Regions from separate parts of the Homo sapiens genome. Here regions 2, 3, 4 and 5 are each linked to region 1. Evidence: chromatin loops called from intact Hi-C (ENCODE). Cell type or tissue: PC-3. All regions are shown on one strand.

Evidence for each region. Hi-C counts contacts between places; a loop is a spot of excess contacts. Peaks named below come from ENCODE experiments on the same cell type or tissue, not always from the same donor. Only the 100,000 strongest peaks of a DNase experiment are listed, where the experiment ranks them.
Region 2: a loop joins it to region 1, with 7 times the contacts of the local background. A loop is called at or near these places in 10 of 110 quality-filtered maps.
Region 3: a loop joins it to region 1, with 7 times the contacts of the local background. A loop is called at or near these places in 9 of 110 quality-filtered maps.
Region 4: it touches region 1 in a loop (14-fold over the local background); 15 of 110 quality-filtered maps call a loop at or near these places.
Region 5: it touches region 1 in a loop (12-fold over the local background); 25 of 110 quality-filtered maps call a loop at or near these places.

Annotation. Positions count from the first base shown.
Region 1 is chr2:230,796,904-230,801,903 of GRCh38, forward strand. It overlaps CAB39 (calcium binding protein 39), which reads left to right. Exons shown (of 9, transcript NM_016289.4): 5 at 1,826-1,994. Among named protein-coding and RNA genes, the nearest start is that of ITM2C, 66 kb to the right of the region's middle. In PC-3, a CTCF peak has its summit at 2,090 (motif pointing left); a DNase peak (open chromatin) is centred at 2,008; H3K27ac peaks cover 2,034 bases.
Region 2 is chr2:230,638,539-230,643,538 of GRCh38, forward strand. No RefSeq gene overlaps it. Among named protein-coding and RNA genes, the nearest start is that of LINC01907, 59 kb to the right of the region's middle. In PC-3, no CTCF peak of the experiment used is centred here; a DNase peak (open chromatin) is centred at 2,273; H3K27ac peaks cover 1,433 bases.
Region 3 is chr2:230,735,990-230,740,989 of GRCh38, forward strand. The region is part of intron 1 of CAB39 (calcium binding protein 39); the gene reads left to right. Among named protein-coding and RNA genes, the nearest start is that of CAB39, 26 kb to the left of the region's middle. In PC-3, no CTCF peak of the experiment used is centred here; DNase peaks (open chromatin) are centred at 1,972, 3,152 and 4,162; H3K4me3 peaks cover 2,659 bases; H3K27ac peaks cover 4,921 bases.
Region 4 is chr2:230,005,455-230,010,454 of GRCh38, forward strand. All of the region lies in intron 3 of FBXO36 (F-box protein 36), which reads left to right. Among named protein-coding and RNA genes, the nearest start is that of SLC16A14, 61 kb to the right of the region's middle. RefSeq lists a silencer at 1,335-1,524. In PC-3, a CTCF peak has its summit at 2,910 (motif pointing right); a DNase peak (open chromatin) is centred at 2,917; H3K4me3 peaks cover 277 bases.
Region 5 is chr2:230,614,351-230,619,350 of GRCh38, forward strand. No RefSeq gene overlaps it. Among named protein-coding and RNA genes, the nearest start is that of LINC01907, 84 kb to the right of the region's middle. RefSeq lists an enhancer at 836-955. In PC-3, no CTCF peak of the experiment used is centred here; a DNase peak (open chromatin) is centred at 3,031; H3K27ac peaks cover 1,761 bases.

The DNA.
Region 1 (5,000 bases):
AAGGAGAGAATTTGAAAGTTGTGTGGCAGGTTGGGAGGTGACATTGTGCTAGAACAGGAGATCTAATAAGAGGAAGACTGGATAGTTAAGTCCAGAAGTTTGTCTTTATTTGATTAGCTAGAAGAAATCATTTTAAGCTCCCAAGCTGGAAATGCTGTTGATACACTTGTGTGTTGGGTAGATTTATTATGACAGAGCTTGAACAAAGGTGCTGGCTAGGAATCATTTCCAATTGTCCAGGTATGAATTAATGTAGCAGTGGGAATGAATAAAAGGAAATGAAACTAAGATAATCAGAAAAATATTTTTAAAAGCCTTTGAAGGCTTTTGAAGCCTGACATTGAAGTTGGGAAGATTTGGAGTAAAGAAGGAAAGGTTTAGAACTGGGCTGTCCAATATAGTAGCTACTAACCACATGTAATTAATTGAAATTAAATAATATTTATGATTCAACCCCACAGTCACACTAGACAAATTTCAGGTGCTCAGTAGCTATATGTGGCCAATCTCACCATAATGAACAGCACAGATACAGAACATGGAAATTTCTGTTAGACCTGGTTTAGAACTGGGTAACTGAAACAAAATAATGATGCCAAATTATAGAAATGAGGAAGCAGGGGGGTGGGGGTGATTTTATGGAGGGGGATGAGATTTGATTTGAGACACGTTGAGTTTATGGTAGCCCTTTAACGGAAGTTGTCCAGAGGCAACAGAAAATGCCTAACTAATTCAGGAGTAGACATGGAGGTGGGGTTAGTAGTCATGGTGGGAGCCATGAGATTGTATGGGCTTTCATTAGCAGGCTGTAGGCAACAGGTGAAGACCTCAGCCAGGCAAGAAATGGGAACAGTCAGAGAGATAGAAAGGAGAACATGAAAGGTTTTATTTTGGTTTTTTACAGCACTGTCAGGACACTTGAGTAGAAGACTCTATTTAGCCAAGAGGGAATCTTTGCTGGCCCGTTATTTCACTAGTGTGTTGGGAAATGGAATATGACTAGAGGAGAATGTGAGGTGGAAAGAAAGCCAGTGCATGCAGCTTGAGAGGAAGTAGAAGAGAGCGATGTGTTTGAGGGGGCGGAAGAGTCCAGTCAGAGGGCTTGTGCACATCTGAAGGGGAAATGCCTCTTGCTTGGCTGAGAGGTGTCTCTCTAATGGCGGGGAAGGAAGAAGCCAGAGACATGGAGATGAGCATAGGGAAGGCTGTGTGCAGAGAGCTGATGAGGGGGGTCTGCCTGCTCTGTGGCCCCTGGGCTCTCTGATGGGGACACTTTGTGAAGTCCTCAGGAGGAGGCTTATCAGCTTGGTAGTGTTTACATGTGGCTGAGAGTCTCCAAGTACTATCTTGAGTATTGAATTGAAACAACAAGGTATAAATTCTATATGTTTGTAGACCTATTTAGATATTCTGAATTTGGGGAAATATTTTGTTTTCTGTTTTTTGATTTAGCTTTTGGTTTTTCTGAGTGTCAAGAGCACCATCTGTAAAAGCTAACCCCTGTATGGAGTGGTATGACCCGAAATACTTCTCTTGAAATCTTTCAGCTTAAATAATGAACCTTTAGTCACACAGTCACTCGTATGGCTATTTTTCTTTGGTTTAAGGCGGTCATCACCAACCAGTGTGTGTTTGCACTCTGGAGTCAGTTTACCTGAGCACATGCTCTGCTCCGACTGAAATACCTTCTGTAATCTGCGATGGTCATTTAGTTAGGATACATGTCTGAAAACTGTCTTTGGCCTGAAAGTTTGAACTGTTCAGTGTTGGAGTTTTGAAAAAGCAATCATGTTTGGTTTGTTTGTTTGGTTTTTTGTTTTTGCAGGTATGAATCTCCAGAAATAGCTCTAAATTGTGGAATAATGTTAAGAGAATGCATCAGACATGAACCACTTGCAAAAATCATTTTGTGGTCGGAACAGTTTTATGATTTCTTCAGATATGTCGAAATGTCAACATTTGACATAGCTTCAGATGCATTTGCCACATTCAAGGTAACAAAAACTGTAGAATTCTAAATATCCTTGAAAGTCAGAGGTGTGCTGTTTTTCTAAACCTTCATTGCCCTCCTAAATCTACACGTGGCTGCCCTCTAGTGGGAAGAGAAAGATACATTTTGTATATGTTTGTGTGATAGAGGTATATGCAGTAAAGTCACAGCTTTAAAAGGGTGGAAAAGTTAGATTCTAAAGTCTATCTAAAAGACAAAAGTCCTGTGTGGTCAAAATTCTACTTTGCTGTTAAATTATAATTAAGTATGGTATACTGTACAGCATATGTAACAACCAGGTTTTCTCCTGTGTTTGAAACATTGTGTAGCAGTTTCTTTGGTTAAGCACCAGATGAAGTAGTTGGCTTCTGTTCAGGTTTATGTTAATTTGGAATATACACTTCATGAAATATTAGGACCACATTCAGGACAGAGATACTCACATTGTGGACAGGCCCGAGGAAACAGTGGATTCACCTCTCCCATCTCTGCTCACACTGGATCATGTCGATTAAATGTAGAGCGTGGACAGAATCACCCACACTATTCAAATCATAATGTATCTTCCCCGCTCCCCCATCTACCTTTCCTCCCTTGGTGTATATTTGTATAAATTAAATACATACATGATGTGACAGCACTGTACAACGTGCAGATTCTTGTTTTGAGTTACAAGGTTCTATGCTGTTTACAATCTATGAATAAAGCAGGAGTCTTTTACAATGAGAGCAAGCGTTTGTAGGTTACATTCCCTTATATAAATTGCCTAACCTTATGAATAAATATTTAGAACTGTTTTAATATAAACCAATACTTGCCAGGCGCAGTGGCTCGTGCCTGTAATCCCAGCACTTTAAGAGGCTGAGGCGGGCGGATGACCTGAGGTCGGGAGTTCGAGACCAGCCTCACCAACATGGAGAAACCCCGTCTCTACTAAAAATATAAAATCAGCCGGGCGTAGTGGCGCATGCCTGTAATCACAGCTACTCGGGAGGCTGAGGCAGGAGAATCGCTTGAACCCAGGAGACGGAGGTTGTGGTAACCCGAGAATCACACCATTGCACTCCAGCCTGGGCAACAAAAGCGAAACTCCATCTCAAAAAAAAAAAAAATGTATACACGCACACACACACACAGCCCAAAGAAAATACATATATACACACCAGTATTTAGCATACTGATATGCAGACGACCATGCTCAGAAACCATGAACACTATCACAGTGAGAAGTGGCCACCTTTCTTCTGAGGGTTCATTTTCATGATTATGAAAAGCCCCTGAAATAATGAGCACACACTTTGGTCTCTGGGTGAAATATGTCCCACCTCAGAGTGAATGAATGCCCTAAAGATAGGATGAAACCTGGGGACCTGATCATTAGGGTTTTACCTTGAATGAGAATCAGGTCATAAGGCCCCCAGGGATTTATTGAATGAGAATCAGGTCATAGTATGAGAGCTCCCCAGGAATTTATTTCCCAAAACTCTTAAAGAGGGAGTTGAAAGCCTCAGGTGAGGACCCAGATATTTGTATGTAGGTGTACAAAGCAAAACAAAATGAATTTGAGATTATAACATAGAGTGATCAATATGATGTCTTAGGTGTCACCACAGTTGGTGGGCTAGGACTCATGCTTATAATGCATCGGTGGAAGGGTATGTCCCATTCAGAAGTAGCAGACCTGCCATGAAGGGCGGTGTAGCAGCACCATGTGTCAAAGAGAGATTCCCCTGTGTGGAAGGACAGCCAGGAGCCTGAGGGTGGCAGTACTCTGGCCACATGAGGGTGAAGGAAGAGGATTGAGCAGCAGTGGTGTGGGAGAATGCAGCAAGACCCCTGACCCCGTCAGGATGTGGTTGACATGCTTCTGGCACAGATGGCAAAGGTGGCTCAGAGGTGAGAGAGATGTACTGACTATGTGCTGGAAATGGGATTTGCAGTGAGTCTCGTCTGGCCTGGCTGATAATTTCATTTCAGTTAGGGTTACTTCTTTTGATAATTCTCACCAAGGAGAAAATGGCAGTGATGGATCGCTATGGGTAAAGCAGCCCTATCAGGTCATGGTGGCCAGAGAGGGAGACTGGGCAGCCAGGCAGGTCACCCCTACTTGATAAAGAGGAAGCTTCATAAAACAAGGTAGTGTCCTAAGGGTGAGCTCTGGAAGAGAGAGCACTGGGGAGCTGGCCTGGACTGTGCATCTCAGGTGCTCCTTATTGCATGGAAAGGAAGGAGCTGAGAGGAGAGGCCCCCCAAAAGAGGGTTCTCCAAGAAACAAAATTAAGCAGAGTCTACAGCCAAGACAACATGTGAAAGAGAGGACAGACCTCCCATCATAATTTCAGGGTAGCTAAACTAGCAGACAGGTGGAAGTCACCTTCCTACTCCTCCCTGAAAGAAACTCCAGTCAGGGAAGAAAGGAAGACCAGCAGGAACAGCCTTACAGCTGCACACCAGAGGCGCTGACAAGGAGGGACACGTTGCTGCTCCTCTCCTGTCTTGCTGCTAGTCTCCTGTTTGCAGAGCATATTCTTATAATGGAAAAGAAGAATAGATCTATGGTTCATGCTTTCCTTTGAGAATGTGGCAAGAGCGCCCTCCCAGAAAACGTGCTCTGCACACAAAAATTTCCAAACATGTGGCTCATCCATAGCCCTGGAACAGGTGCTGAGTCTTTAAAGGAAATTAGAACTGCTCTAGGCCAGGCATGGTGGCTCACGCCTGTAATCCCACCACTTTGGGAGGCTGAGGTGGGTGGATCACCTGAGGTCAGGAGTTTGAGACCAGCCTGGCCAACATGATGAAACCCCGTCTCTACTGAAAATACAAAAAATTAGTTGTGGTGACATGCGCCTATAGTCTCAGCTACTCAGGAGGCTGAGGCATAAGAATCCCTTGAACCTGGGAGGCAGAGGTTGCAGTGAGCCGAGATCACTCCACTGCACTCCACCCTGGGCGACGGAGTGGGACTCTGTTTAAAAAAAAAAAAATGCTCTAAATATGTCCAAAATTC
Region 2 (5,000 bases), 160 kb before region 1:
TTAATAACTTCAGAAATGGTCAATATTTCTTTTAAGTAAAACTGCTGATAAGAAATAGACAAGATTGGTCAGGCATGGTGGCTCACACTCATTATCTCAGCATTTTGGGAGGCCCAGGTGGGAGGATCACTTGAGCCCGGGAATTTGAGATCAGCCTGGGCAACATAGTGAGGCCTTTTCTCTACAAAACAAATTTAAAAGTTAGCCAGGTGTGGTGGTACATGCCTGTAGTCCCAACTACTTGAGAGGGTGAGGCGGGAGGATGCAGGATTGCTGGAGCTTAGAAGTTCAAGGCTGCAGCGAGCCATGATTATGCCACTGCACTCCAGCCTGGGTGACAGAGCAAGACCCTGTCTCCAAAAAAAAAAGAAACGATTCACATAGCTTATTTTGCACAATATTGTTTTGTGGTTTTTGGTTTTGGGTTTTTGGGGTTTTTTTGTTTGTTTGTTTGTTTGTTTGTTTTTTGAGATGGAGTTTCGCTCTTGTTGCCCAGGCTGGAGTGCAATGGTGCAATCTCAGCTCACCGCAACCTCTGCTTCACGGGTTCAAGCAATTCTCCTGCCTCAGCCCACTGAGTAGATGGGATTACAGGCATGCACCACCACACCCAGCTAATTTTGTATTTTTAGTAGAGATGGGGTTTCTCCATGTTGGTCAGGCTGGTCTCAAACTCCCGATCTCAGGTGATCCACCCGCCTCAGCCTCCCAAAGTGCTGGGATTATAGGCAGGAGCCACCACGCCCAGTCACAATATTGTTTAATTTAATCATGTAATTTATTCATCACATTAAATCCAGAATTGCTTTTTTGTTTTTTTGAGACAGCGTCTCACTCTGTTGCCCAAGCTAGTGTGCAATAGTGTAATCATGGCCCACTGTAACCTTGAACTTCTAGGTTCAGGCAGTCCTCCCTCCTCAGCCTCCCCAAATAGCTGGGACTACAGGCATACACCACCACACCTGGCTAATTTTTTTTTTTTTTTTTTTTTTTGAGACGGGGTCTTGTTCTGTCGCCCAGGCTGGAGTGCAATGGTGCAATCTTCACTCATTGCAACCTCCGCCTCCTGAGTTAAAGCGATTCCCCTGCCTCAGCCCCACAAGTACCTGGGATTACAGGCACGCACCACCATGCCTGGCTAATTTTTTGTATTTTTAGTAGTAGTAGAGACAGGTTTCACCTTGTTGGCCAGGCTGATCTCGAACTCCAGACCTCGCAATCCACCCGCCTCAGCCTCCCAAAGTGCTGGGATTACAGGCATAAGCTTTTTTTTTTTTGGCGAGTCAAGACCTTACTATGTTGTTGCCCAGGCTGATCTTGAACTCCAGGCCTCAAACCATCCTCCTGCCTTAGCCTCCCAAAGTGCTGGGATTAAAGGCATGAGCCACAGTGCCTGGCTGTGAGAATAGTTTTAAGTAGATGTTTGTTGTTGTCATGAGTTCAATTGTGTCCCCAAAAAAAGATATATTGAAGCCCTAACTTCCACTACCTCAGAACATAACCGTTTTGGAAATAGGGTCACTGCAGATTAGTTAAGGCAAGGTCATACTTGAGTAGGGCGGGCCTCTAATCCAATATGGCTGATGTCCTATAAGGGAAAACTCTGTGAGCACAGACATATGCAGAGCGAAAATAATGTGAAGACACACGGGGAGAAGATGGCATGAGACTGGAGCAGTACAGCTGCAAGACAAGAAATGCCAAGGGTTGCCGGCCGGGAGTGGTGGCTCACACCTGTAATCCCAGCACTTTCGGAGGCCAAGGCGGATGGATCACTTGAAGTCAGGAGTTCAAGACCAGCCTGGCCAACATAGTGAAATCCCGTCTCTACTAAAAATACAAAAATTAGCTGGGCATGGTGGCACATGCCTGTAGTCCCAGCTACTCAGGAGGCTGAGGCAGGAGAATCCCTTGAACCCAGGAGGCAGAGGTTGCAGTGAGCTGAGAGCGCGCCATTGCACTCTAGCCTGGGTGACAGAGGGAGACTCGATCTCAAAAAAAAAACAAACAAAAAAAACCCCCAAGGGTTGCTAGCAACACCAGAAGCTGTGAGAAACAAGGAAGCGTTCTCCCCCAGGGAGCACCACCTGCTGACGTCTTTAGCTCAGATTTCTAGCTTCCAGGACTGTGAAACAATAAATCTCTATTATTTTAAGCCACCCAGTTTTGGGTACAGTCTGGTGCCGAGTAACAATGTTTAGGTTAACAATGAATCATATACACAATGCTTGTCCCATAAGATTATAATGAAGCTGAAAAAATTTTTATTGTCTAATGATATCATAACCATTGTACATTGTTGTGCAATTACTTTATTTTTTATAAGTTTACTGTAGCCGAATGTACAGTGTTTATAAGGTCTACAGCAGTGCACAGTAATGTCCTAGGCCTTCACATTCATTTATCAGTCACTCACCGACTCACCCAGAGCAACTTCCAGTCCTGGAAGCTCCACTCATGGCACGTGCCCTATAGAGGTGTACGAAATTTTATTTTTATTATTTATTTATTTATTTATGTATTTATTTTGAGATGGAGTCTCACTCTGTCCCCAGGCTGGAGTACAGTGATGTGATCTTGGCTCACTGCAACCTCTGCCTCCCGGGTTCAAGTGATTCTCCTGCCTCAGCTTCCCAAGTAGCTGGGACTACAGTCGCCTGCTGCCAAGCCCGGCTAATTTTTTGTATTTTTAGTAGAGACGGGGTTTCACCATGTTAGCCAGGATGGTCTGGATCTCCTGCCCTCGTGATCCGCCCACCTCAGCCTCCCAAAGTGCTGGGATTACAGGTGTGAGCCACCACACCCGGTGGTATTTTGTATATCTAAACATAGAAAATTACAGTAAAAATAGGCTATAAAAATAAAAATTGGGCCGGGCGTGGTGGCTCACCCCTGTAATCCCAGCACTTTGGGAGGCCAAGGTGGGCAGATCATGAGGTCAAGAGATCACGACCATCCTGGCCAACACAGTGACACCCTATCTCTACTAAAAACACAAAAATTAGCTGGGCGTGGTGGTGCATGCCTATAGTCCCAGCTACTCGGGAGACTGAGGCAGGAGAATCTCTTGAACCTGGGAGGCGGAGGTTGCAGTGAGCCGAGGTAGCGCCACTGCCCTACAGCATGGGCAACAGAGCGAGACTCCGTCTAAAAAAAAAAAAAAGAAAGAAACAAAAGAAAACAGATATACAAAATACCATTGTGCTACAATTGCCTGCAGTATTCAATACAGTAACATGCTGTCCAGGTTCATAGCGTGGGAGCAGTAGGCTACACCATGTAGCCTAGGTGTGCTAGGTACCAGCAGTAGGCTACACCATCTAGATTAGTGTAAATACAACCTATGATGTTCACACAATGATGAAATCTCATGATGCATTTCTCAGAACGTATCCGTTGTTAGGCGATGCATGACTGTACTTTGTTACGGCAGCCCCAGGAAACTAATGCAGTTGTCTACTCAGCATCCATTCCCCTCTTCCTAACAATACCCAAATTTTCGTTTGTACGTTTACCCCTTCTGCATACAGGAAACCATTGAGATGGCTTAGCCAATCAGCATTTTTTATTTTATCCTCCATAAGTCGTTGGTTTGGAGGTGGACACATCTTTAACTGGGCCGATCGGAGTGGCTCTCAGCACTCTCTCTTAGAATAGTGGGACAGAGGGCTCCTCGAGAAGGATGTGAGCCACTAGACATGAACCAGAAAGCATAAGGCTTGGATTACATCTGGCAACAGCCATCTTCAGATGCAGCCAACAGGGTGGGCAACAGAGCAGAGAGACTCAAAGGTCCTGGGTCATGGGAGATGTCTTAAAACCGCAAGATCAGTCTGCCCTGAAACATTGAATGTCTTACAGTCAAAGGCTTTATAGTTAAACCAGTTTAACTGAGATCTGGCATTCTTGCAGCCCAAAGCTTCCCAGCTGACAAGCTGGCAACACAGGGCAGATTGTACCATCTCAAGCCAAGTGAGGGGCTTTAAAAGAATCCACTGGAGGCTGGCTGCAGGGGCTCGTGCCTGTAATCCCAGCACTTTAGGAGGCTGAGGCGAGTGGATCACCTGAGGTCAGGAGTTCGAGACCAGCCTAACCAACATGATGCAACCCCATCTCTACTAAAAATACAAAATCAGCTGTGCATGGTGGCACACGCCTGTAATCCCAGCTACTTGGAAGGCTGAGGCAGGAGAATCACTTGAACCCGGGAGGTAGAGGTTGCAGTGAGCCAAGATCACGCCATTGCACTCCAGCCTGGGCTACAGAGCGAGACTCCATCTCAAAAAATAAAAATAAATTTAAAAATTAAAAAATAAGGAATCCCTTGGAGAGATAGACACGAAGGACTCGGGACTGAAGCCACACCCAAAGAATCTATAGCCTGGAGGCCATGGCTGGAACTCACCCTGCTTGGCAAATACAGGAAGAGACATGACGGTGGTGGAAAGGGCCTGCACTTCCAGAGCCTGGTGGGACAAGGATGGATGTGCATCTCCCAGAGGCCAGAGATGGGCTCGCTGAAAGGAGCTGGGCCAGGTCTCCTTGAGAGAGACTCTGCCCAGGAGAACTTGCTGCAAGTAAAGCAGGGGAATGAACCAGAAAGCAGGGACCCTGCATTGGTGATCAATTGGGCAGCAGGAGGTGTCATCCAGTTCCCTGGAGTTCCCACTTAAAATTACAACAGAGCAGGTCAACCAAAGCCCTTCCTGCCCCTCACCTCTCTTCCCCTGCCCACTCTAGTCCTGCAGAGACCAAAAGAACAGGTGGCGAAGGAGACCAGAGGTTGAGAGTCAGAAAAGCGATCAGACCACTCCCCACAGTTCCTGGACTAAGACAGGCCCCAGCTGAAGCAGGGTAGAGGGCGTTAGTAGGATAAAATATTGAATATTAGAAGAGATAAGACTTTTTTTAATTATTAAAAGGAGTCTGTTCTTATAACTAAAAGGTCCTGGAAAAACTGTGGGCCATCCCCAGATTTTAACCAGGTCTAGTGAGCACTG
Region 3 (5,000 bases), 61 kb before region 1:
TTTGAGAGATGGAAGAGTTATGCCGACCATCTCTCATGTTCACATGGGCTGGTATGCTGTTACTCATGGATAGAAAGTATTTGACTCTCAAGAAAAATGGTGGAAGTCTCCTCTTTTGCTGCACATTGTACATGTTGATGGCTTTACCACATTTTCTCTGTTTGACTTAATGTAGTAATCTCTTCCCAGACAGGATGTCCCTGTAACATTGTTACCTATTTCTACAGCAGTGAGAATATTGACATGCTAGATCTTACAGTATTTAACAAATTTAGCATGGTGGTAAGGATAAAAGCTACACCCTCGTGCTAAAATTAGATTTTTTCATGTCCTTTGCCTGTCATTTTAGGGAAATGGAGAAAATTAGGGATATGTTTCCTTCTCTCTTTTTTTCTTCTCCCCTTCTGTCTCATCTTCCACGTCACCCCAGAGAGTTAGATAAAAAGCAATGGAAAAAGTGGAGAGATGAAATTATTCTCAGGACAAGGTTAGTATCAAATGCATGTCTTTTACACTAGCTACACATTTGGCTTTGAGTTTTGAGTAGCCAGAACAAAGAAAGAAAGAGCAAATCCAAGACAGTTTATGAGATAAAAAGAAAGCCAACCACTTAGGAGAAGCATAATTTTCTGTAATCGAGACCCTGTGGATCCTTTATTAATGCGAGCTCTGGGTCCTTAATATACTTCTCAAATCGTGGTCAGGAGGAGGGGAAGGAGGGGAGTCAAAAAATCTCAAAAACTTGACCCTTCTCTGATCTCAACAGTGTCTGTAAAAATGAAGTACCTGAGTTCAAGTTTAAGGTATCTTAGTACAAGACGTAAAAGACATAGTATTAGGCCAGAGTGCAGTTTAATTAAATCATTTTTCTGATGCTCTGGAGCTGTGGAAGTGGCCCTTTATAATGATTCATGCTGCCAACCTTTTAATTAAAATTGAGTACCAGAGAGGTCCAAGGTTAGAGTGTCTGGTAGCTGCTCTGGCTTTAACAGTTGGCTCGAATGGCAACCAACACTAATATCTGCCTTTCAAAACTTAACCAGGACTTGATTTCAAATCTAGTTACATAAGTTGACTTGGAGTCCAGGTTAGTGTTTTCCTCAGAAACTAGTTCTGCACCCAACATGCAGACATTTTTAATAGACACAGTTTTAAAGTAATTTTTAGAAAAAATTTTTTAAATTGATGACACTGAAACCCAATATGTAAAACTGATAAGAGTGAGGTGTTTGGGCTGAAGAGAAGATAGACCCTCACCTGCTGCAGATCTTAGAATGGGCTTAAAAGCCACTATCAGAATCATGGCTACTGTCATTTTAGTTTGACAAAACTTCAGTGCCTGGATTGCTGTTCTCCCACTGTTATGGAACAAGCTCACCCTGTCTCCCCGCTACCCTCTCAGGACACCTGCAGAAAATCTAATTTTAAACAATGTAACTTCCTTTTCAAGCCACTATGAGTCTGAGAGATTGGCCGTATGGTTAACAATAACCCCAGCATTTGGGGAGATAGAAAAATCCAAAGGATAGATTTTTGAGGCCTGCACGAAAATGATCATCTCTGTTTGTTAGAGATTACAGAGCGCTGTCACGAATATTTTGTTTAGTCCTCACATTAACTTGTGTTAGTAATATTCTTCTGCCAAAATAGTAAAGGAAAAATAAAATGCCATGTTCAAAATTTTTGTAGAGGAAAATAAGTTTTTAATGTAAGTAAATGTATCCATTGTACCTCTTCCTGAATGGTTTTAGGCCTCTCACTAAAACTTAAATTTTTATGTTCCCTTGGATATAAGATGCTTTTGTTGTGCATTTTAGATACTGCTTTGAGATTAAAAAGCAAGTTTTCCAGTTTGACTATATTATGATGTCAACACTTACCTGGAAAGCACCACTCCATAAAGTGTGGAATGTTCTTTGAGCAATAAAAGAAGGTATGTGGTTATTCTGTAAACAGCACTTGGGTTTTTCACCTTCTGCCTGCTTTTTCACCCGATACTTTATTACCCATCAGAGCTTGACGAAATTACAAAGTCATTTTTCTCGCCTTATCATGCTTCAGACTGTTGCATAAAGTCTTCCAGTGAAACATTTTCTGACCCTTATCCAAATTTTTCATTCTACACAACGCAGTTCAAGAAACGTCTCCGCTGAAGTCTGGGACCTTCAGCACACAGTGCCCTGTCTGTACCTATTAGTCTTCCATGGATTTAAGTCTTCTGTATTTGTGCCTTTCTCCCCAGCTGTATTCTAAGTCCTGAAACACCTAGCGAATATGTACCACTTATCATTCATGCCATTTAGTTCTCATCTTTTGGTTTATGAGCTGAGTTTAGGCTGTATGATTGGGAACTTTTTTCCTCCAAAAACACAAGCAAGAGCTTTTATATTTGATCATACCAGTCAGTTGGCAAATGAGGTTTGGTTACTTCCTCTGAAGTTCAGTGTTGTTTAGCCTCATTATTTCATCAGGATCAAGGCTTCATATGCCAGTTAGTGTGTTGATGTGGAGGAGTGGAGTGGAAAGAATATGTTGATTGGTTAGGAAAATTCTCAGCAGAAATTATCCTTGGGTAGAATGTTCTATGTGATCATCTACAGGGCTGTGTACTTGTGCATTCTGTGACTCTAAATACTGCTGCTGGAAAAAGTCTGTTTACACTAAATACCACCATACGACAGCCTTTGAGCAGTTTAAAAAGAAACCTTCCAATCTCCTACTATGGTGGTTTAGCTCAGGCTGGTTTTGTGGCATGTTTGTGCTTTTGTGGGCATTTGGCCAGAACAGAAATAGCAATGCTTAGACCTTGAAGGAGAGTGATTTTCCAGGTTTACATCTGATGCTGTAGAAATAAGTTTAAGGTTATAAATTTTGCAAATAAAACTTTTTTTCAGAATAGTTATTCATTGGAATGACTAAAAGGAAAAACTAAAAATCATTTCACCACTCTCAGGTATGACTTTAGAACCATAGCATTTCCAATCTACCTTAATTCTTTGACACAAAAATAATTTTATGGAAGGCCTTTTCCCCATACTTGAACTTTCAAGTTTTCTCATTTGTTTAGGTATTCTTTTAAAGGAATTATCTCTATAAAAGAGCAGGATTCACTGTTTGCTTTTCTTATTTACCGAAATGTGGGTGAGGCTGTGATGTTTGCCCATGATCATATGGACTATGTTTACACAGCCTTGTAGCAAGTGAGAGTAAATTTAACCAGAAGGAAAATAGATATTTTTAAAATGTGGACATTGATTAACCTTTTGTATTTTAAAATACAGTGCTAATTTGTCTAGAAATAGCTGAAGTTCCCGTTTTCTGAAACTAGTTCTAAAGATATGATAATTTAACTCTTAATTTGTTAGGGTATCTGTGAATAAATCATTGTAGGTAAAACTAAAGATGGCAGATCTGTATTGATAAAAGACCTTTAACATATTCAGAGAAATCAGTCATGTATTACAGATGTTTCTAAATAAATAATGCTTTGTAATATGAAACTATAATTTGAAGTCTTTTTTTTGAGACAGAGTTTCGCCCTGTTGCCCAGGCTGGAGTGGAATGGCGCGATCTCTGCTCACCACAACCTCCGCCTCCCGGGTTCAAGCGATTCTCCTGCTTCAGCCTCCCAAGTGGCTAGGATTACAGGCATGCGCCACCACGCCCAGCTAATTTTGTATTTTTAGTAGAGACGGGGTTTCTGCATGTTGGTCAGGCTGGTCTTGAACTCCCGACCTCGGGTGATCCGCCCACCTCGGCCTCCCAAAGTGCTGGGATTACAGGTATGAGCCACCACCTCCAGCCTCTAATTTGAAGTCTTAAATCATGATAAAGTCTTTGTGCTTTGCCGTAATTGGAGAAGTTCAGCATTGTGAATATGGTTGCTATCATTAGTATAAAAGAGCTATTCAGATTGATTTTAAATCTTCTACTAACTGCAAGTTCGATCTTATCAGTGGTTTATAAAATCCCCTTAGTGGGTTATGACTAGTATTTACAAGGAAGGGAAGGAGTAGGGCTAGGATAGAACAAAATAGAATAAAGAATGTCAGTATAATTTTACATAGTAAGTATAAGTGCTATTTGGTGACTCTTGTTTTCTTTTTATGAATATGTGTGCATCATGGGTCATGAGGTCAAAGTAGTCTGTACGCCACCAGTGATACTATAATGCAGTTAGGTGGCCTGGTGGCCTCGTGGTTATTTAATGACTGTACACAAAATACAGATTGAAGAGAGGCTTTATTGGAAAGCTCCAGTACTCTCTTCCCTGACCTATTCATACTTTTAATAGGAAGTAAAGGAAAACCTGTGTGACTTGCTAATCAGATTTGTAGTTGACAGGAATCTGGTAGGGGAAGCTGATGTATACTGGATAACAGCATTAAGATCCAAGTAAAAAAATTTAAATGCCATACTACATACTGAGTCTAAATCAGAAGGAATTGAATAGGAATAATTGTTCAGTCCTGCTGGCACGTCCCAAAATGCAGTAATACAGCAGACCCCAACCTTTTTGGCATGAGGGACCAGTTTCGTGGAAGACAGTTTTTCCACGGACTAGGGCTGGTGGGACATGCAGGGCAGGGGATGGTTTCAGGATGAAACTGTGCCACCTCAGACCATCAAGCATTAGGTTCTCATAAGGAGTGGACAACCTAGATCCCTCGAATGCACAGTTCGCAATAGGGTTCACGCTCCTGTGAGATCCAGTGCTGCTGCTGATCTGACAGTAGGCAGAGCTCAGGCAGTAATGCTCTCTCACCCACTGCTCACCTCCTCTGTTACTAGCAGGTCACTGGACCCGTACCACTCCACAGCCCGGGGGCTGGGGACCCCTGCAGTAGTATACAATGGTTGAAGATGGGGCTTCCTATGCAACATGTACAAAAGACTTGGGTCAATTAAATTGCTCAGTAGAAAGTGTTTTAGCTGTGTGGTGTGACTATTAAAACTTAACATAATTTAAGATCACATTTATGAAATATATGGAAAGGTAG
Region 4 (5,000 bases), 790 kb before region 1:
CTCCATACTTTATATACAATTTGCATTGCATGTTTATCTGTAGAAAAAATTGCTAAGTGTAACTATTTAAAATACTCAAAGAAATATATTGAAATATGCATGATATAGGTAGTATACTGGGACTATAATATGCGCCTCCATGCATATGGAAAAAAGGAAATAAGTATGTACCTTGGGTCACAGACTATAACATTCATTCATTCATTCATTTATTCATTCATTCATTTATTTGAGATGGAGTCTCACTCTGTTACTCAGGTCGGAGTGCAGTGGCACAATCTTCGTTCATTGCAGCCTCCGCCTCCCAGATTCCAGTGATTCTCCTGCCTCAGCCTCCTGAGTAGCTGGGATTACAGGTGTCCTCCTCCATACCTGGCTAATTTTTGTATTTTTAGTAGAGATGGGGTTTCACCATTTTGGCCAGGCTGATCTTAAACTCCTGACCTCAAGTGATCTGCCTACCTCGGCCTCCCAAAGTACTGAGATTACAGATGTGAGCCACCACGCCCAGCCCATAAGAACATTTATTGAGCACCTACTGTATGTCTAGCATTCCACTAAGTTTTCTAATTACATTTTTTATTTAGTTCTCATAGAAATCTTTAGATGTAGATACTATTATTATCCTCATTCTATTTTATTTTATTTTAGTTTTTTTTTTTTTTTTTTGAGGCAGACTCTTGCTCTGTTGCCTAGGCTGGCACAATCTTGGCTCACTGTAACCTCTGCCTCCTGGGTTCAAGCAATTCTCCTGCCTCAGCCTCCCAAGTAGCTGAGACTATAGGCGCATGCCACCATGCCCAGCTAATTTTCGTATTTTTAGTAGAGGCGGGGTTTCGCCATGTTGGTCAGGCTGGTCTCTAACTTCTTACATCAGGTGATCTGCCTGCCTTGGCCTCCCAAAGTGCTGGGATTACAGGCGTGAGCCACTGCGCCCTGCCATCCTATTCATAAGGAAGCTAAAACTCAGCAAGTCTAACTGATGTGCCCGAGGTCATATGGCCAGGGAGTTTCCCTCAGGCACCCGACTGCTGGACCGAGTGATATATGGATACACTTCAGGGCTCTGTGCAGTCAGTATGTAATTACTGAGCCCCTGCTGTGGGCCGGACACAGTGGTAGGTTCTGGGGACTTGAAGGTGAAAAGATGCACGTGTCCCTGCCTTTAAGGAGCTTACATTCTTGAGCAGAGCAAAGGAAGAATATGGCTGGGAATGAAGTGGGAGGGGCTGGGGAGTAGCAGGCAGATCTGCAGGCACATGGTCAAGGTGTTGTTTTCATGGAGCCTGTTAAGAGTGCGGTGTGCAGGGTCACCTCTACGAGACAGAAAGGCTCCCACGGCCAGACCTGACGCCGTAGTATCGCTTCTGCCTTAGAAGCATAAAGACACATTCCCAAGAGCCAGACTGTGTAGGGACTCTGTGAAAGGCACCCCAGCCCAGGGAGTCCATGGTGCTATTCCACAGTTGAGGATGGAAGTATCCAGTTATACTTAATGCCACCAGCAATCAGGATCATCCAGCTTTCTGCCTTTGCTCTGATTCTATGTTGACCAAGGCCTGGAGCCTGCAGCCTGGAGCTGTGGATGAGCAACCAGCATACTGGAAAGTAGAGCTCCACACCTGTCAGGGTGGGGCCAGTCTCGGACTGAGACAAGTTCACCAAGGTGTGCTGCCATTTGGGCACCTGCCTGGGGTGCCTAGTGGCTTGCCCCTGATAGCACCAGGCCTTGATGCTATCCATTTCCTCCAAAATGCAGTAGATAAGTCTGGAGAAACCACCAGTGCAGCTAGATGAGAAGGCTGAGGCCCAGGCCGGGAAAGAGATGGTCATGACAGGCATATAAACACATTCATCCTGATTGTGACTCAGGAATCACCGGGAGAACCACTTAGGAAGAAAACCACTCCTCTGTCCTTTGTTGGCTGTGGAGAGAGAGATTTTTTCCTCATGTCTACAAACCCTCTATGATCATAATTCCCATGTCTGGCCAAGCAGGTGAAGCCCCTGGGGCACAGGTGGAAACACAGATGCCAGGCCCATCCCCTGAGCATCTGGCTTGGTAGATCTGAGGTGGAACCAGCACTTGTGCTCTTAATGTGTTTTCTTGTGTTTACAGCAACCTGATTCTAAGGGTTTGGTCCAACAATTTTCTTTTTTTTTTTGTTACAGAGTCTCGCTCTGTTGCCCAGGCTGGAGTGCAGTGAAGCAATCTTGGCTTACTGCAATCTACCTCCCAGGTTCAAGCGATTCTCCCTCAGCCTCCCAAGTAGCTGGGACTACAGGCGCATGCCACCATACCTGGCTAATTTTTGTATTTTAGTAGAGACAGAGTTTCACCATGTTGGCCAGGCTGTTCTCGAATTCCTGATGTCAAATAATCCACCCTTCGGCCTCCCAAAGTTCTGGGATTACAGGAGCCTGCCACCACCCCTGGCTAATTTTTGTATTTTTAGTAGAGACAGGGTTTCACCATGTCGGTCTGGCTGGTCTCAAACTCCTGACCTCAAGTGATCTACCCACCTCGGCCTCGCAGAGTGCTGGGATTACAGGCATGAGCCACTGTGCTCATCCTGGCCCAAGAATTTGACCAATCGATATTAAGGTTGTACAGATCAAATGTCTCAGGGGACTCTAGAAGGCTGGAAGCTTGCGGGAGGAGATCTCCTAGCATCACTGCGCAGGCAGTGTGGTGTGTTTAAATAAGCAGGAGGCTGGAGAGCTGGGTTCTGTTCTGTTCTTCGCTCAGCCACTCCCCAGCATGAACCTGGAACAGCATCCTTCTCCCTTCTCTTCTCTCAGCCCTGGTTTTCCTATTTGCAAAGGGAGAGGTTTTAAATAGATAAGCCCTAAGATTCTCTTCAACTTGACAATTTATGTATGCAAAATTCATGCACCACCACCGGGGGGCGCTAAATCCATGGTTAGCTGGGCTTTGGATCTGAGTAGCCAAAACTATAGAACCTTTCGTTTTGCAACCTGGCAACTACTAAGCAAAAGATCGTCAGGGTTTGGGAGTCATAGATGGGGGTATTTTGTACACGAACTTATAATATAAAACAAAACTGTAAATATTTTCAGTATAAAATTTGATGAGTCATAAATGAAGTTATACTAGTGGAAATTTTAGCTCTTTTGAGAATTATTTCCTTTCCCCCCAAATCTTGTAGTTTCCACCCATAATCTCTATTACAAGACACATTGATATCCTGAAATGTACTGTGCTAGTAATGGGATAGTAATCCACATTGGTGCTGGAGTTCAGATCTTTTAAAGGAAGGTCAAATGATCTGTTTTTCATATTAAGACATTTTTAAAGTTTTCCTTTGTTTATATTTAGAATAGGTTGTAATCTGAGTAGAGGAACTAAACCTTGAAGGACTGTTGAAGGAGAGATAAGATAATGAGTGACCCTTCTAACATCAAAATGCTTTAAGGTCTGTAGATATCATATGATTCAGTGTTGCTGTTTAGCAATAACCATTATGTGACTATAATAGCTGTTGTGTTGATGTTTGCGCAGAAAGGATCTTAAGCAATTATGCCTTATTGTACTATTCATTTCTATTTGTAATTCATTCTCTTCCCTTATTGGAGTACTTTTAGAAGATCATGAAGTATGGAAGGAAGGAGTGGTGACTGCTTTCTGTTCAGAAGTGAACGTAGTGGTGTCAGGAGGTAGAGGTCACACTTACACATTTCTTCCTCCCCAGGAGGAAGTCAGGACACAGGGGGGCACAGCACAACAGGGCTGGCCAGGGCTGGTGCTGTTTGGGATAGGAGGTAGGATGGGCAGGGGGAAGCTGGGTATGGGCCAGGGAGGCTGCCCTGGTGCTCCATTATGAGGGGACAGCAATCATGCCTATGTTTGTGTGAACCCAAGATTTAGCTCCCACTTACAAGTAAGAATGTGCGCTATTTGGTTTCCCATTTCTGTGTTACTTTGCTTAGGATAACAGCCTTCAGCAGCATCCACACTGCTGCAAGGACATGGTTTCATTCTTTTTTTATGGTGTGCAGTGGCAAAAGTTAATAGAAGAATAGAACATCTTCTACTTTCAAGACCAAGAAGTGCTCACACCTTGCAGGAATTGGAGAAGGTTTGGATCACATCACCAGGGGTAGCATCTTGATGAGCTGAAGTGCTGGCTAAAGACAGACAGAAGATGGGGTGATGGTAGAGGGAGAAAGTTATAAATACAACTTCCGGCCGGGCACGGTGGCTCACGCCTGTAATCCCAGCACTCTGGGAGGCTGAGGCAGGCAGATTACAAGGTCAGGACTTCGAGACCAGCCTGATCAACGTGGCGAAAACCTGTCTCTATAAAAAAAAATACAAAAATTAGCCAGGCATGGTGGTGTGCACCTGTAGTACTAGCTACTTGGAAGGCTGAAGCAGCAGAATCACTTGAACCCAGTAGGCGGAGGTTGCAGTGAGCCGAGATCGCACCCCTGCACTCCAGCCTGGGCAACAGAGTGAGACTCTGTCTAAAAAAAATAAATAGATAGATAAAAAAATAGATAAGGCTGGGCACAGTGGCTCACGCCTGTAATCCCAGCACTTTGGGAGGCCAAGGTGGGCAGATCACCTGAGGTCGGGAGCTCAAGACCAGCCTGACCAACATGGAGAAACCCTGTCTCTACTAAAAATACAAAATTAGCTCAGTGTGGTGGCGCATGCCTGTAATCCCAGCTACTTGGGAGGCTGAGGCAGGAGAATCACTTGAACCCAGGAGGCAGAGATTGCAGTAAGCCGAGATTGCGCCATTGCACTCCAGCCTGGGCAACAAGAGCAAAACTCCATCTCAAAAATAAAAATAAAAATAAATAAATACATACATAGATAAATAGAGATGAATTGGAATTAACTAGAGGCAACAAACTTCATCCAGATGTTGACAGTGACTGATGGGACTTGGCCGCAGTGGGGTGGGGGTGAAGGTGGAGAATAACACATTTTCCCTTGCACGAGGGAGTGTTGTGTTGCCTGGTGTTGGTAG
Region 5 (5,000 bases), 180 kb before region 1:
ACAGTTAATATTAGCTGTGATCCTAAGTGAGCCATACCTAAACCGATCCCATCCCTGCCTTCACGGAGCTCCTGGTGTGGTGGAACGCATAGTTTACATAAGGAATTTTAATACAGGGTAATAGCAGAGATGGCAAGTCAGACAAACCTAGTCCAATGAGAAAACACCACTTAAGTTGAAACATAAATACTTACTAAGATGCTGAATTTGAGGTCCTTGTGACATATCCAAGTAGCAGTGTCATTGGACAGGTGTTTATAATAAGTCTACAGCTCAGAAAGCCAGCCCGGGTCGGGCGCGGTGGCTCACGCCTGTAATCCCAGCACTTTGGGAGGACGAGGCGGGCAGATCACCTGAGGTCAGGAGTTTGAGACCAGCCTGACCAACATGAAGAAACCCAGTTTCTATTAAAAATACAAAATTAGCCGGGTGTGGTGGCACAGGCCTGTAATCCCAGCGACTCTGGAGGCTGAGGCAGGAGAATTGCTTGAACCCAGGAGGCGGAGGTTGCAGTGAGCCGAGATCGTGCCATTGCACTCCAGCCTGGGCGACAGAGTGAGACTCCGTCTCAAAAAAAAAAAAAAAAAAAGAAAGGCAGCCTGGGCTGCAGATCAGATCTGGAAGCCACTGAAGCCTCGGGGGTGGCTGACGTTGCCTGGGAGGGTGAGTGGGCAAGAGGAGCTGTGTGAGTGACTACACCCTGTGCTTCTCAAACTTGAGCGCACAGCTCACTCACCTGGAGGGCTTCTCAAAACACAGATTGTGGGGCCCCGCCCCCTAAGTCTCAGATTCAGTACATCTGGTTCGAGGCCAAAGAATTTGCATTTCTTTCAAGTTCCCAAAGAAGAAGGTACATCTGGAGTCTAGTCAAGTTTTGAGAAAAGGGCTTTTCATTACAAGCAGAGTGTAACCAGGAAAGATGGCTCCTTGTACCCACCAGAGGAATAAAAACATCTTTTAAGAAAAGTCTAAGATTCTGACATTTTGGTTACAAAGTCAAGAAATAAGCTCCACCTAAAAAAAATCATCATCATTGGCCGGGCGCAGTGGCTCACGCCTGTAGTCCCAGCACTTTGGAAGGCTGAGGTGGGTGGATCACGAGGTCATGAGATTGAGACCATCCTGGCTAACACTGTGAAACCCCGTCTCTATTAAAAAATACAAAAAATTAGCCGGGCATGGTGGCGGACGCCTGTAGTCCCAGCTACTCAGCTACTCGGGAGGCTGAGGCAGGAGAATGGTGTGAACCTGGGAGGCAGAGCTTACAGTGAGCAGAGCTTGCGCCACTGCACCCCAGCCTGGGCGACAGAGCGAGACTCCATCTCAAAAAAAAAAAAAAAAAAAATTCATCATCATGAGATGCATCCATTTCACTGGCATTAGTCATCTGAGACTATCTAATGCAGAGCAATAAATTCTTTCCATGATGCTGGATATCTCTTGGACCTCCCTGTAAATAATTTTTTTTTTTCTTCTTGAGATGGAGTTTCACTCTGTCACCAAGGTGGGAGTGCAGTGGCGAGATCTCGGCTCACTGCAACCTCCCCCTTCTGGGTTCAAGCAATTCTCCTGCCTCAGCCTCCAGAGTCGCTGGGATTACAGGCACCAGTCACCATGACTGGCTAATTTTTTTTCGTATTTTTAGTAGAAAGGGGGTTTCACTACATTGGCCAGGCTGATCTCGAACTCCTGACCTCAGGTGATCTGCCTGCCTCGGCCTCCCAAAGTGCTAGGATTACAGGCATGAGCCACCGCACCTGGCCCCTGTAAATAATTTTTTTTTTTTTTTTGAGATGGAGTCTCGCTCTGTCACCCAGGCTAGAGTGCAGTGGCGCAGTCTCAGCTCACTGCCAGCTCCGCCTCCCGGGTTCATGCCATTCTCCTGCCTCAGCCTCCCGAGTAGCTGGGACTACAGGTGCCGGCCACCATGCCCAGCTAATTTTTTTTGTATTTTTAGTAGAGACATGGTTTCACCATGTTAGCCAGGATGGTATCAATCACCTGACCCCATGATCCACCTGCCTCGGCCTCCCAAAGTGCTGGGATTACAGGCATGAGCCACCACGCCCGGCCCCTGTAAATAATTTTTAAAGAGGCAACCTCGATGGGCACTGATCAGTGAAACAGAGGTCATTAGAGCGCTTGCTATCTGAAGGCGGAAATCCTCCATCCACTGGGCAACACTAGCCCTTGACTTAATTTCATTACAATGAAGGTGAATTTGGCTCTGGTCACTATCGCTCCAGCTCAGAAAGTATTCTGGCTGCAGTGAGCCCTGGAAGAGACAGATCTGAAAATTTACTGAGGTTAGAATCAAGGCACCTTGGAGTCAGGCAGCCATTGGTTGGATTTCTAAAACTGTCATTTACTTTGAGTGGCCTAGGGCACATTACTTTCATTTTTGTGAGTGTGTGTGGTTTTTGTTTTGTTTTGTTTTGTTTTTTTGAAATGGAGTCTCATTCAGTTGCCCAGGCTAGAGTGTCATCGTGCTACCTCAGCTCACTGCAACATCCACCTCCTGGGTTCAAGCAATTCTCCTGCCTCAGCCTCCCAAGTAGCTGGGATTACAGGTGCACACCACCACGCCCAGCTAATTTTTGTATTTTTAGTAGAGATGGGGTTTCTCCATGTTGGTCACGCTGGTCTCAAACTCCTGACCTCAGGTGAGTCGCCCACCTCGGCCTCCCAGAGTGCTGGGATTAGAGGTGTGAGTCACCACACCTGGCCTAGGGTACATTACTTTCTGCATGCTTGTTTCCTTATATGAGAATATAAATAACTATAGCATTTTTCTGAAAGATAAATTTTTAAAAGTATGTGAAAAGAACAGAATTCTTGGCCTGTGGTAAGTACTCTATAAATGGTAACTATTTTTGCCATTATTTCCATTTTCACTGTTGTTTGGAGAAGAAATGAAAAGTTGAAGAGAGTGTTTAATCAGTTCATAAAGTTGCCAGGGGACTTTAACAGCTCACAAGAGTAAAATGCTAAAAGAGAAAATCTCCAAGCCTTAGGGAAGAAGCTTAAGGGAGTTACACAGGAAGTTTAATGCCCTTTATATTTGTGTGTAATAAACACACATCATAAGAAAGGAATTCCCTTAGCCGGGCGGGGTGGCTCACGCCTGTAATCCCAGCACTTTGGGAGACCGAGGCGGGCGGATCATCTGAGGTCAGGAGTTCAAGACCAGCCTGGCCAATATGGTGAAACTTTGTCTCCACTAAAAACACAAAAATTAGCCGGGCGTGATGGCACATGCCCATAATCCCAGCTACTAAGGACGCTGAGGCAGGAGAATCTCTTGAGCCCGGGTGGTGGAGGTTGCAGTGAGCTGAGATGGCGCCACTGCACTCAAGCCTGGGTGACAGAGCGAGACTCCGTCTGGAAAAAAAAGAAAAAAGAAAAAAAAATCATTTCATTTCCAAACTTATAAATAACTGGCAACAAGTATTTTTGCAGAAAGCACTAGAGCAAAGTACTCTCCATCACAGCTGAAAAAGGGTTTTATTTAACTTGGAACAGCTGCAGGCACAGAGACTGAAATGTTCCTGCCATTGAACATTGAGTTAGGGAGTTCCCAGCTACACAGGGCAGGGCAGCATCTCTGTAGGACACCTGGAACCAAATGGGCTGAACTGGAACAGAATGAAAGAGAAATCCAGGTGGGACCAGAGAAGTAACTATTCCAAAGCCCTGCTCAGGTGAGTTTTGACTCAAGAAGAATCAGAAATCAGAAGTTCATCTTGGGGCTTCCTATATCTATTAATTTTCTGTTGTCTTTTTTTTTTTTTTTTTTGAGACAGAGTCTCACTCTGTCACCCAGGCTGGAGTGCGTGATCTCAGCTCACCGCAACCTCCGCCTCCCGGGTTCAAGCAATCCTCCCACCTCAGCGTCCCAAGTAGCTGGAGCTACAGGTGCCTGCCACCATGCCCAGCTAATTTTTGTATTTTTAGTAGAGACAAGGTTTCACCATGTTGGCCAGGATGGTCTTGAACTCCTGGCCTCAAGTGATCTGCCCACTTCAGCTTCCCAAAGTGCTGGGATTACAGACATGAGCCACTGCGCCTGGACTTGTTGTCTTAAACTCTTAAGTTAGAGAACTTTCCAGGTCATGGCTAAGACAGACATATTGACCAGAGACACCATCAAAACACTTGCAGCCCAAACTGTGAAGTCATTTCAATATGACACCCAGTGACTCCTTTTGCAATTGTCATTCTCAACCCATTTACACTCTTTCTTCTTATAAGAAGAGATTTTTTGGCTGGCTGCAGTGGCTCACACCTGTAATCCCAGCACTTTAGGAGGCCGAGGCAGGCAGATTTCTTGAGTCCAGGAGCTCAACACCATCCTGGACAACATGGCAAAACCCTGTCTCTACAAAAAATACAAAAATTAGCTTGGCATGGCAGTTCACAACTGTGGCCCAGCTACTCAGGAGGCTGAGGTGGGAGGATTGCTTGAGGCTGGGAGGCAGGTTTCAGTGAGCTGTGATCATGCCACTGCACTCCAGTCTGGTCAAAAGAGTGAAGCCCAGAAGAAAGAGAAAGAGAAGAAAAGAGAAGGAAGAGAAGGGAAGGGAAAGGAAAGGAAAGGAGAAGGAAGAGAGAGAGAGAGAAAGGAAAGAAAGAGAGAGAAAGAGAAGGGAGGGAGGGAGGGAAGGAAGGAGGGACGGAGGGAGGTAAGGAAGGAAGGAAGGAAATGAAGGGGAAACAAAGGAAGAAAGAAAGGGAAAGGAAAGGAAGAGAGAGAAAGAAAAAAAGAGAAAGGAAAGGGAGGGGAGGGGAGGGGAGAGGAGAGGAGGGGAGAGGACGGGAGGGGAGGGGAGGGGAGAAGAGAAGAGAAGAGAAGAGAAGAGAAGAGAAGAGAAGAGAAGAGAAGAGAAGAGAAGAGAAGAGAAGAGAAGGTCACTTCCAAGATGGCCAAATAGCAACAGCTCCAGTCTGCAGCCCCTAGCGAGATCAATGCAGAAGACGGTTGATGTCTGCATTTCCAACTG